2 separate regions of the Homo sapiens genome follow, and region 2 is linked to region 1. Evidence: read pairs that join two places in POLR2A ChIA-PET (ENCODE). Cell type or tissue: Panc1. All regions are shown on one strand. Each heading gives the region's core, and the rest is flanking DNA. Links, peaks and the distances in the headings are about the cores only.

Region 1 (5,381 bases), core at 187-5,186:
GTATGAATGCAGCTCAGTCCTGGCTGATGCTTTAAGCACGAGACCTGCTGCTTCTGGTGATAGATGGCTCCAAACACTAGTACACAGGAAGGAAACCATAGGGAGAAATGTCAACTAGGTGGTGAACATGTACAGAGCCCTGAAGCTAGGGCCCTGAAGTGGAGGGTCTTGGCTTCTATTCAGCACTCCTACAAAATGAAACCTGCCCTTTAAGGAGAATTCTGTGCCTCCCTTTTTGGGAAGTTGAGGATTTGGCCTTCCACTTAATTCATATACCCTTTTGTGCCAAGGACATTGGTAGGTGCCACTTAATACCCTGATGTAGCTCTGGGCTCTCTCTGTGCTCTGCCACCAGAATAAGGGGCTCAGTTGAACAGAGATCTTTGAGCCCTGAGAGTGGTTCCAAAGCTAAAGGAGCTCACAGTAGAGTCCTTATCTATGGAAGCAGTTCCTGTTGGAGGCCATCTCAATCTGGGATTTGGTCATACTAATGCCCCAGTGATAGTACAGTTCTATGTGTTGTCTCAAGGCCCCACTTCATATCTGGTGCTCATCTGTGCTCTCTCTTCCAGGGACTGCATGAAAGGAGAGGAAACAGAGAATAAGAAGATAGGCTGCACTGTTAACCTGATGGTGAGAGGACATGGGCCCTGACTTCTCTCTGCCTACTGAAATGGTTTCTGTCCTGCACTGTGATTGGCTTGGCCCTTCTACAATACATGGCTGCAGGCCTAAGGGTTTGAATCAGGACATCAGCTCTGTTACTGGTATCTTAGAGGCCTGCACTCCCCCAAACACATTCCTACTTGGGGAAGGAATGAAACGAGCTTCTCTTTGGATAGAACTCTAGCCTGGCCTCTTGGCAAGGACCCACTAACCCTGACATACCCAATTCACAGTCAACCCTGACTCCTGATCTGCCCTGATGCTTTTCCTCTTAACACTACCCAGGGCTCCCATAGACCTGCCAGTGGTTCCACCCACAGCAGGTGTTCCTTCTGGCTGGTGCTTTCTCCTTCTGGTGCTGTCTGCCTCCAGGGCCTGCCCTCCCCCTCCTGCCCAGCACACCCACGGCTATGGCCAGCTGCCCAGAGCTTGGCTATGGCTTCCACAGGTAGTTGACAGGTGTTTCCTTCTCTTTATTGTAGAATTTTTACAAATCTGAGATTAACAAGGAAGAAATGTATATCCGCTACATCCATAAGCTTTGTGACATGCACTTGCAGGCCGAAAACTACACAGGTAAGTGGGGAGAAGAGAGAGCCATGCCTGACCATGAGGACAAACTGAAGGGATTTGTACAATAGGCAGAGAAAGGCTTCAGGCTGGTGCCTGCCAGATCTCAGCAGAATGTTGGGGCTTGTGCTATCCCCTCACCTCACTCATTTCCCTCAACTCCTTTGTGGCACATGGTAGAGAGAAAGCAGGCAGAACTTCCACTTGTGCCTTTGTGCCATGTCATCCACTACTTGAGTCTGTTTCACTCTTCTTCCCTCCTATCCACCCCTCTGAAGTCTCAAGGGTGACCTCCAAATTCTGGTGCACCAGGTTCAGAGCATCCTGAGCTCACTGTCACTCCTTATGAACAGAGAGCCTTTTTTAGGACTTTCAAAGCTGGAGCTAAGGTTATAACAAAGGAATATCCCCCTAACCCTGGAACTTCCAGAACTCACTAGCAGACCTTCCTTGCAGGCTAGGCTCTTCAGACCCTGCAACTGCATAGCAGCCTCACATTGTGCACTCAGTGTAGAGTATAAAGAATGTTCATCTGACTTCTTGACAGGCCAGATAGGGCTCCTTTCATTGTATCTACAATTTAATCCAATATCAAGGCCTTTTCTAACTAGAACAAATTTTAAAGCATTTCAAAGTGGCTGTCACATCTGTTTACTGAGAACCACGCTGAATCGGGGTTACGTGCATGCATGTGTGTCCTATCTGATTGACTTATGCCATCGTTCCCCCCAAAGAGCCATTTTCTCCACTGTGGTGACCAGCCATTATGTCTTAGCTCTTAGGCGATAGGACTTGAATTTGTGTGATAGATCAGGAAATTTAAGCTATCCTTGTCTGCAAACGCTACTGCAATTAGATAGATTTGTAGAAACAGAGAATCCTCCTTCTTTATCTCTAGCCGTTAGAGAGTGTTTGGCATAGATGGTATCTTATCTGATAGCATAGCTTGGCAAGAATTAAATCTAAAATGACTGGGCTTTGAATCTTAAATTCAGCTGACTAATAAAATAAAATGACTGGGCTGAGTCTACCATTCTCTGCATCCACTTGCACCCATGATCCCAGCAACCCTCTGAGAGGGCATTGAAGAGAAAGACTTTGATAAATGTTATGTATCAGTAGAAGCATTTGCTAAACTCCTAGGAAACGGGGCCATGACTGAGAGGCTGGGTCAGGGATTTTAACAGAGAAAGAGTGCTAAGCCTTGTCTCTGATGGCTCAGGGAATGACATCTGAAAAGAATATAGGCAAGGAAGAAAAAGACGTTCCATGGTTTCCTAAGCTCCAGAGGGAGGCCCTGAGTTCCACAGGGCTTGTCCCTAGAGAGAAAAGGCTTCCTGATCCCATGAGGAGGCGTGTACATTCCTTGGCAGGAAGTTCCAGTGGCAAGGGCACAGGCAAAAAGGCAAGGATGAGGAGGAGCCTAAAGAGTGGACACAGGCAAGTGGGCCTAGCTAAAACTGGAAGTGGGTCAATAAATGGTTAGAAATGAGATTCTTCATAGTCATGGGGAGTAGATTTGAGTAGGGCCTTGAAAGCCAGGCAGAAGCACAGAAGCTAGAACTAACTAACTTGCCAGTAGGAGATGCCCACTAAAAATGAACAAATAGAACAGAGAGAAAACTGTGTAATGAGGCCCCTGAGCCGTGGCTGTGATTCAGTATGACTCATCCCTTGGAATGTAGGGAGCCATGGTATTTCACTGCTGTTGTTTTACATAACCTTCTCTAATTGTTCCACACATAGAGTAAGATGTTGCCAGGCCTTCACTCTGGGTCTAGTATCAATTTAGGTTCCTTTGGTAATGGAGCCCTAAGAGCCAGTTCTGAGAAGGTTGGAAAGGAAGCTGTAGTCAGTTGAGCAAAAAGGAACCCAAGAGCTCTCTCTGATGTGTCAATGTCTCCCAAAGCAAGGCAGCCTGTGCACAGATTTTTGGGTAGCTGAACCATTCTTTATTAATCTGGAGGCTGGAACAGGTGACCAGGCCATGGAAGGAAGGTGTCTACCAGAATATTTGGCTCCTTCATGCTGTGGACAAGGGTTATTGGCTTGTTGAGCAGCCCTACTGTTTCATCTTTAGTATCCAGTGTCCCCGACCTGGGCTGCACATGACTTGCGCTGGCATTCTGCCCAGCATAGTCCTCTGACACCAGGCTGCTCCTGGGCCTCTGAGCAAGGGAAGCCCCTGGACCTCCATGCTGTCTGTCCCCACAGAGGCCGCATTTACCCTGCTCCTTTACTGTGAGCTGCTGCAGTGGGAGGACCGGCCACTACGGGAATTCCTCCACTACCCATCGCAGACAGAGTGGCAGCGGAAGGAGGGACTGTGCCGGAAGATCATTCACTACTTCAACAAAGGCAAGGTATGCATCATTAGGCAAGCCCTTTAGCCCTTCAGCTTCTGCTGTGATGCATGGCATCTTGACACCATAGGGTTAACAGCAGCTGCAGGGGGTAGTGTGTGGGGTGGTGAGTGGGTGGGTGCCTATCTATGTGCCTAAGATGTGGAGGCAGCATGATTTTCTCTGAGGGAGAAAAAGACAACAGCCTAATTCTGTGGCTTGAAAGCCATATCCAGATTGTAGGTGTTAGAGACTACCCTACATACTAGCTTTGCATATCTATAAATATGAATGCTTCTACAGCAGGGGCTTCTGGAACCCTGTTTGTTTTTATTGGATTTACTTAAAGAACTGATACGGCTTTCTAATCTGCTGCCATATAAAATATGAGTGGTAGAAATGAATGGATTTTAACCACAGCCAAAGGCGGCCTAAACTGCCTCTTACTGGTATGTGTTCTTTTCTTAGATTTCCCTTCTCTACAGCACAGCCTGGGCTCCTCTCATATTGGGGTTATTTTCCATCAAACTACTTTCTATGGGATTGGCAGCATTGTCAGCACTGGTTTAGGCTTCCTTGGGACTTCCCAGCCATTCTCCTCCCATCTCTGGGAGAGCTCTGTGTGGCGCCCTCTGACTACCTACTGTTAGATGGGGCCCTTGTGCTGGAAAAACTTGTTGAAGCCATTTTCTCATTACTAAGCTTTGAGCACATTTTAAAGCTGAAATAGGGTCATTCATGGAACTGTAGTAGCTGAGCCCCCAACTCAAATGGAAATTGGTTTTTGAGATGAGTTTTTTCATCAAAAAGAAAGATTTAAACATTAATGGCTTTTGTCTATAAATCAGAAAACATTCTTCAGTTTTACATAACATGGGGGACTTCTATGTTTGTCAAAAATATTCACTCAGAAAACATTTCCCCATACAGAGAATGCACTGGTAAGCAAGAACCTTTCCAAAAGCGCAGAAACTCTTATGTAACCTAGCCCAGAAAGGATGCCCATGCTCAGCTCTCAGCCAGCCCATGCAACTGATCCACAATGCTGACCCAAAGCCTCTGGTCCTTGCTGATCCAGCGCCTGACACAGAGCCCCTCACATGCAGTTTTAGGCCTATTTTCCTGGCACCTGGCTAACCTGGAGCTGCCCCTCACCCTCATGCCCAGCAAGCCCTCCTAGCTCACAGGGAATGACATAAGCGTGGTGTGAGTACGCATGTGTGCTTCTAGTGCATTCATTCTCATTTCTTTCCATGGGCACAGAGTACAGAGTGGAGAGTTATCCTAATCTGACTGAGTCTACCCGTGGGATGCATGAGCATTGATGGTCCCCTATTCATCCCACATTATAGTAATGCATAGAAAAGCAGGATTAAATTTTAACATGGACTAGGGAGTAAAACACAAAGTGTGCCTGAGTACTGTAGATGGACAAGAAGGAGAGAAGGACTAGGAGGCTCCATAGGCCACCTTCTCAGGAATCTCCTCACTTCTGCAATCCTGCCTTTGCCCTGAATTTCTGGAGGAGCAGAGTCTATGCTGAGTAGAGACCACTCAGTGAGCCCCCTCATGAGCTCATCCTCAGAGGGGCAGTTATCAGACCCACTGTCTTAGGCTCACACAGAAGGCCTACCTTGTCTGTTCCTGTGCCTCAGCTCCTGATGAAACTATTAGGTGAGATTAACCAGTCCTTCTTGAAAATATTCCGGGTTTTCAAGAAGAAAACCATGGTTCTAGAAAAGCAAAACCCAGATGCTATGGGAAAAAAAAATGCTCCCGTGGGGCAGGGATGTTTAGCACCAA
Region 2 (5,381 bases), core at 236-5,235, 530 kb before region 1:
TGTTAACTAGTAAAAAAGTAGTTAACTGCTAAAAGGGCTAAAATAAGACTCAAAGGGATAGCAAATGCAGAAATCAACTGCTACCTGTAGGGCTGAGAGAGGGTGGACAAGCAAGAAACTAAGAACTTAACTCCTATCCCTTCTAGCCTAAGATTCAGAATTTATGGGAAAGAGCATGGATGCCATAGGAACGTGTAGCCTGCTGGTGGCGGTGAAACTTGCCAGAGGGCATGCGTTGGAGCTGGTCTATAGGAGCAACCTGTTGGATGGTAGAAAAACTTGTGGAAAGGCATGAATGAGTCGAGCAGATTCATAGGTGTGGCTCTCCAGGTGGTAGAGAAACTTGCCAGAGAATAAGGGCCATAGCTAGTCTGTGAAGGTGGCTAAGATAAGCACTACTGGGCCTCCAACGTGCAAGTCCACTGAGTAGAGTGCTCACAATAAAACAATAGCACACCAGATCCCTTCAGCACCCTCTCTTAAAGCCCAACTCCCATGAGCTGGCAAAAGAAAGATGTTTATAGGGTTGTATTAGTCTCTTTTCAAGAGAAGCGTTTTGTGTGTGTGTACTCTGGAATATTTGTTTCTATGGAAAACCCAGACTAATACATCTATATATAAAAATAAAAGATATTATGGAGACTGAGAAGTCCCAAGATGTGCAGTCAGCAAGCTATAGACCCAGGAGAGCTTGCGGTATAAGTTCCAGTCCAAGCCCAAAGGGCAGAAGACCAGTGTTCCAGCTCAAAGAGAATCAGGCAGGCAGAGCAAATTCTCTCTTACTCTGCCTTTTTGTTCTATTCAGGCTTTCAAAAGATCAGATGTGGGCCACTCACAATGGGGCGGGCCGTCTGCTTTATTCAGTCTACTGATTCCAGTGTTAATCTCATCCAGAAACACCCTCACAGACACATCCAGAATAGTGTTTAATCAAATATCTGGGCATCCTGTGGCCCCAGTCAAGTTGACACATAATAGTAACCATCACAGGCCCCAACTCAGGTATTACTAACCAGGGCAAAGAAAGGTGAGTTTAGTTTTGAGGGGCAATAAATTGGTAACTGGCGCAATTGCATGTAGCATCATTAAGTGTTTTTTCTTCATGAGATTTGTTTCAATTTTATGTGTATGGGGTTATGATCTAAAGCATATTTCTAAGTCTGAGCCATGGTAAGAAAAAAATATACAAAAGCCATTGATCTGGAGAAACTTCTACACATGTACACATGAAGACATCCACAGAATTGTTTGTAGTAGCAAAAAATTGGTAATGTCTTAAATGTCTACCAACAAGACATAGTTGGAGAACTACAGATGCTCCTTGACTTAACAATGGAGTTATGTCCCAGTAAACTCATGATAAATTGAAAATATCATTAAGTAAAAAGTGCATTTAAGTGTTGTGGCTCACACCTGTAATCCTAGCACTTTGGCACACTGAGGCGAGAGAGAATCACTTGAGGCTAGGAGTTTGAGACCAGCCTGGGCAACATAGTGAGACCCTGTTTCTACAAAAACAAGAATTAGGTGTGGTGGAGCATGTCTGTAGTCCCAGCTACTCAACAGGCTGAGATAGGAGGATTGCTTGAACCCAGAAGTTTGAGGGTGCAGTGAGCTGTGATCATCACTGCCTCCAGCCTGGGTGACAGAGTGAGACCTTGTCTTAAAAAGAAAGAAAGAAAAAAGAAAATGCATTTAATACCTCAATAAATATATTTTAAAGTTGAAAATCATTAAGTTGAACCACCTTAAGTTCAGATGCTTCTTGACTTATGATGGGGTTATGTCTTGATAAACCCATCATGAAGTTGAAAAATTTTAAGTAAAACCTGCTTAAGTCAGGGACCATCTGTGAATCATGGGATATATTTTACAATGAAATAGTATTCAAAAATGAAATGAATGAACTGTAGCTCACATATTAATACAAACAGACCTCATAAATGTAATAACATCAATCAAAAACCTAAGTATGCAGAATACTCACTATATGAATCTATTTCTATAAAGTGTAAAAACATGCAAAAGAATACTGTGTGTATGTATGATGGCTATACCTATGTAATAAAAGTAGAAATAAACAGTGCATAAGAATAGTAAATACTAAGTGCAATGTATCTGGGTAGGGGATACAAAATGTATGGGCACGGTTTCTTTTCTTAGTTGTGGAGTGGGTACCTGGCCTTATTATAATACTAATACTAATATAATACTAGTATTTTCTTTTCCAAATACTTCATGATAGATTTTAAAATAAAACTTTCTATTTTGGAATAATTTTAGACTTTTAGAAGAGTTATAAGATAGTATATAGTTCCTGAATATCCTTGTTCATTCAGCTTCCCTTAAATGTTATATTTTTCCATAACCATGATAAAATTATTAAAAGGAAGAAATTAATATTTGTAAATTATTATTATTATTAGGACAGGATGTAGCCCTGTCGCCCAGGCTGGAGTTCAGTGGAGCAATCTAAGCTCACTGCAACCTTTGCCTCCTAGGCTCAAGCCATCCTTCCACCTCAGACTCCTGAGTAGCCGGGACTACAGGCACACCCCACCATGCCAGACTAATTTTTTTTTTTTGGTAGAGACAGGGTTTCATCATGTTGTCCAGTTTTGTACGGAGCTCCTAGTGTCAAGTGATCTGCCTGCCTTGGCCTCCTAAAGTGTTGGGATTTACAGGCATGAGCCACCGCACCTGGCCTGGTACAATATTATGAACTTAACCATAGATTTTGGTTGAATTTGCTCACTAATGTTTCTTTTCTGTTCTATAATCCAGTCCAGGATGATAGATTTTTGAAGAGGCATTAAAACCGGACTATAAAATGCCTTTTCTCTTTCAGTTGTATTTATCTTAAAGAATTATATTTCAGAAGTCAAATTTTTTTAGTTTTTTGTTTCTGCTGGGATATACTTTCATATTTTAAAATAACATGCTTATATTTCTATTTCTTACTTTTTTTCATTCTTTTTTTTTTGAGATGGAGTCTCGCTCTGCCGCCAGGCTGGAGTGCAGTGGCACAATCTTGGCTCACTGCAACCTCCGCCTCCTGGGTTCAAGCAATTCCCCTGCCTCAGCCTCCCAAGTAGCTGGGACTACAGGTGTGCACTAGCATGCCCACCTACATTTTGTATTTTTAGTGGAGATGGGGTTTCACCATGTTGGCCAGGATGGTCTTGATCTCTTGACCTTGTGATCTGCCTTCCTTGGCCTCCCAAAGTGCTGGGATTACAGGTGTGAGCCACCGCGCCCAGCCTCATTTTATTTTTATAGATTCACTCTGCAGTATAAATCAAGACTTCTACTCTATTATTATTTCCTATTCCAAACATACTTCTTTCATTCTTCCAATATATTTACCTTTTTTGGTTAATTTAGTATTTGGCTTATATGTCATTATGATTAATTCATAGCTTATCTGTATAGCATATTATGATTATATCTTGCATTACTTTTTGTTTTCTTTGGAATTAATATTTGACTTATTTTTTCATTTACCTAGTTTTTCATGTACATATCAATTTCTCCCCAAATTCTTTGCTGGAAATGAAACTATTAGACCATACAAATGTTTGGGATTTTGGTTTTTGTACCTCACTTCATAATCATGAAATTGACCTTCGTCTCTTTTCATCTTGAACCCTCTCTACTTCCTAGGTCCTATTCTAAACTTTTTCTTGGTCAGTTTTCTAATTTTTATCCTCTGGGAAATCCTCTGGGAGTTTCCTAAGAGAAAAATGTCACGGAAGGCAATTTTTTTTTTTTTGAGTGTTTGAATGCCTGAAAAGATCTTTAGTTTGCTCTCATGCTTTATTGATAATTTCAGTGGGTATAGAATCCTAGGCTGGGAATTATTTGTCCTACATTTCAAGGCATTGCTTCAGTCAAAAGACAAAATTACAACGGATTTACTTACAGATCTCTTTGGCCTTTATTTGTGAGTCATGAATTGGGGTAGCCTTCATTCTACAAAATGGAATGAGAGCTCCAACTAGGCAGTAGCAGAATGTGCATTTTGTAAGGTCAGAACAGAGAAGTGGAAAAATAGAAAAAACACTTGACTGGTTAACATCAGCTTACTTTTTTGTAAGGGTTAAAGCAGAGAGGACTTTTATTAAACACTGACTCAGGTAGGCTGGAATCTTCTGTGTTCAGGAAAAACTGGTTTTTTTTTTTTAGATCTGTCTGCTTCATTGAAGTTTCAGTCTGAGTATGTGGCACTTAACATGAGTAACTTCATTTTGATTTGGTTGATCTGTTGGGGCCTAGTGCAGGAGCTCAGTCCAAAACAATGACCTTTCATAATTTCATCTAACAGGTATGTACTATTTTTCCCCTTATTATTTTTTGTGTTGAATACTCAGTCTGGAAACTAATGTTTTTCCATTCTCAGATTTTTTTTTCATTGTTTTTAGGATTATTTTCTCCCTTAATGTTTTTTTCTGTTCTTGTAACTCTTTTTTTTTTTTTTTTTTGAGACACTCTCACTCTGTCACCCAGGCTGGCGTGCAATGGTGTGATCTTGGCTCACTGCAGCCTCTGCCTCCCGGGTTCAAGTGATTCTCCCGCCTCAGCCTCCTGAGCAGCTGGGATTACAGGTGCCCACCACTACGCCAGCTAATTTTTGTATTTTTAGTGGAGACGGGGTTTTGCCATATTGTCCAGGCTGGTCTTGAACTCCTGACCTCAGGTGATCTGCCCGCCTTGGCCTCCCAAAGTGCTGGGATTACAGGTGTGAGCCACTGTGCCCGGCCTCTCTTAACTCCTGTTACTTGAATGGTGCCTCTCCTATCTAGGCTGAGTCTGTAATTGATCATTTTTTTCTAATCTTTTCTATGTCTTTATCTTTTTATTCTTTGTTCTGGTGTATATAGGTAATATCTCCCAAGCCTTCTATTGGATTTTTGTTTCTCTCTTATATTTTCATTTCTTTTCTTTCTTCTTTATTTCTTTTGAGATGGGATCTCACCCGTCACCCAGGCTGGAGTGCAGTGGCGTGATCACAGCTCACTGCAGCTGTTACAGGAAAGGGGTCCCAATCCAGACCCCAAGAGAGGATTCTTGGATCTTGTGCAAGAAAGAATTCAGGGTAAATCCATAGACTCGCCCTAAAGTGAAAGCAGGTTTATTAGGAAAGTAAAGGAATAAAAGAATGGCTACTCCATAGACTGAGCAGCCCAGAGAGCTGCTGGCATTTTTATGGTTATTTCTTGATGATATGCCAAACATGGGGTGGATTATTCATGCCTCCTCATTTTAGACCATATAGGGTAACTTCCTGATGTTGCCATGGCGTTTGTAAACTGTCATGGCACTGGTGAGAGTGTAGCAGTGAGGACAACCAAAAGTCACTCTCATGACCTGTATTTTGTGTT

The links. Peaks named below come from ENCODE experiments on the same cell type or tissue, not always from the same donor. Only the 100,000 strongest peaks of a DNase experiment are listed, where the experiment ranks them.
Region 2: POLR2A ChIA-PET joins it to region 1 with 6 read pairs; 2 of 35 experiments call an interaction of 5 or more read pairs at or near these places.

What each region holds. Positions count from the first base shown.
Region 1 is chr3:51,337,787-51,343,167 of GRCh38, forward strand. It overlaps DOCK3 (dedicator of cytokinesis 3), which reads left to right. Exons shown (of 53, transcript NM_004947.5): 36 at 573-633; 37 at 1,149-1,242; 38 at 3,451-3,599. Among named protein-coding and RNA genes, the nearest start is that of MANF, 45 kb to the right of the region's middle. RefSeq lists an enhancer at 2,083-2,967. In Panc1, for the core only: no CTCF peak of the experiment used is centred there; DNase peaks (open chromatin) are centred at 2,695 and 2,915.
Region 2 is chr3:50,811,861-50,817,241 of GRCh38, forward strand. The region is part of intron 2 of DOCK3 (dedicator of cytokinesis 3); the gene reads left to right. Among named protein-coding and RNA genes, the nearest start is that of MIR4787, 140 kb to the left of the region's middle. In Panc1, for the core only: no CTCF peak of the experiment used is centred there; no DNase peak of the experiment used is centred there.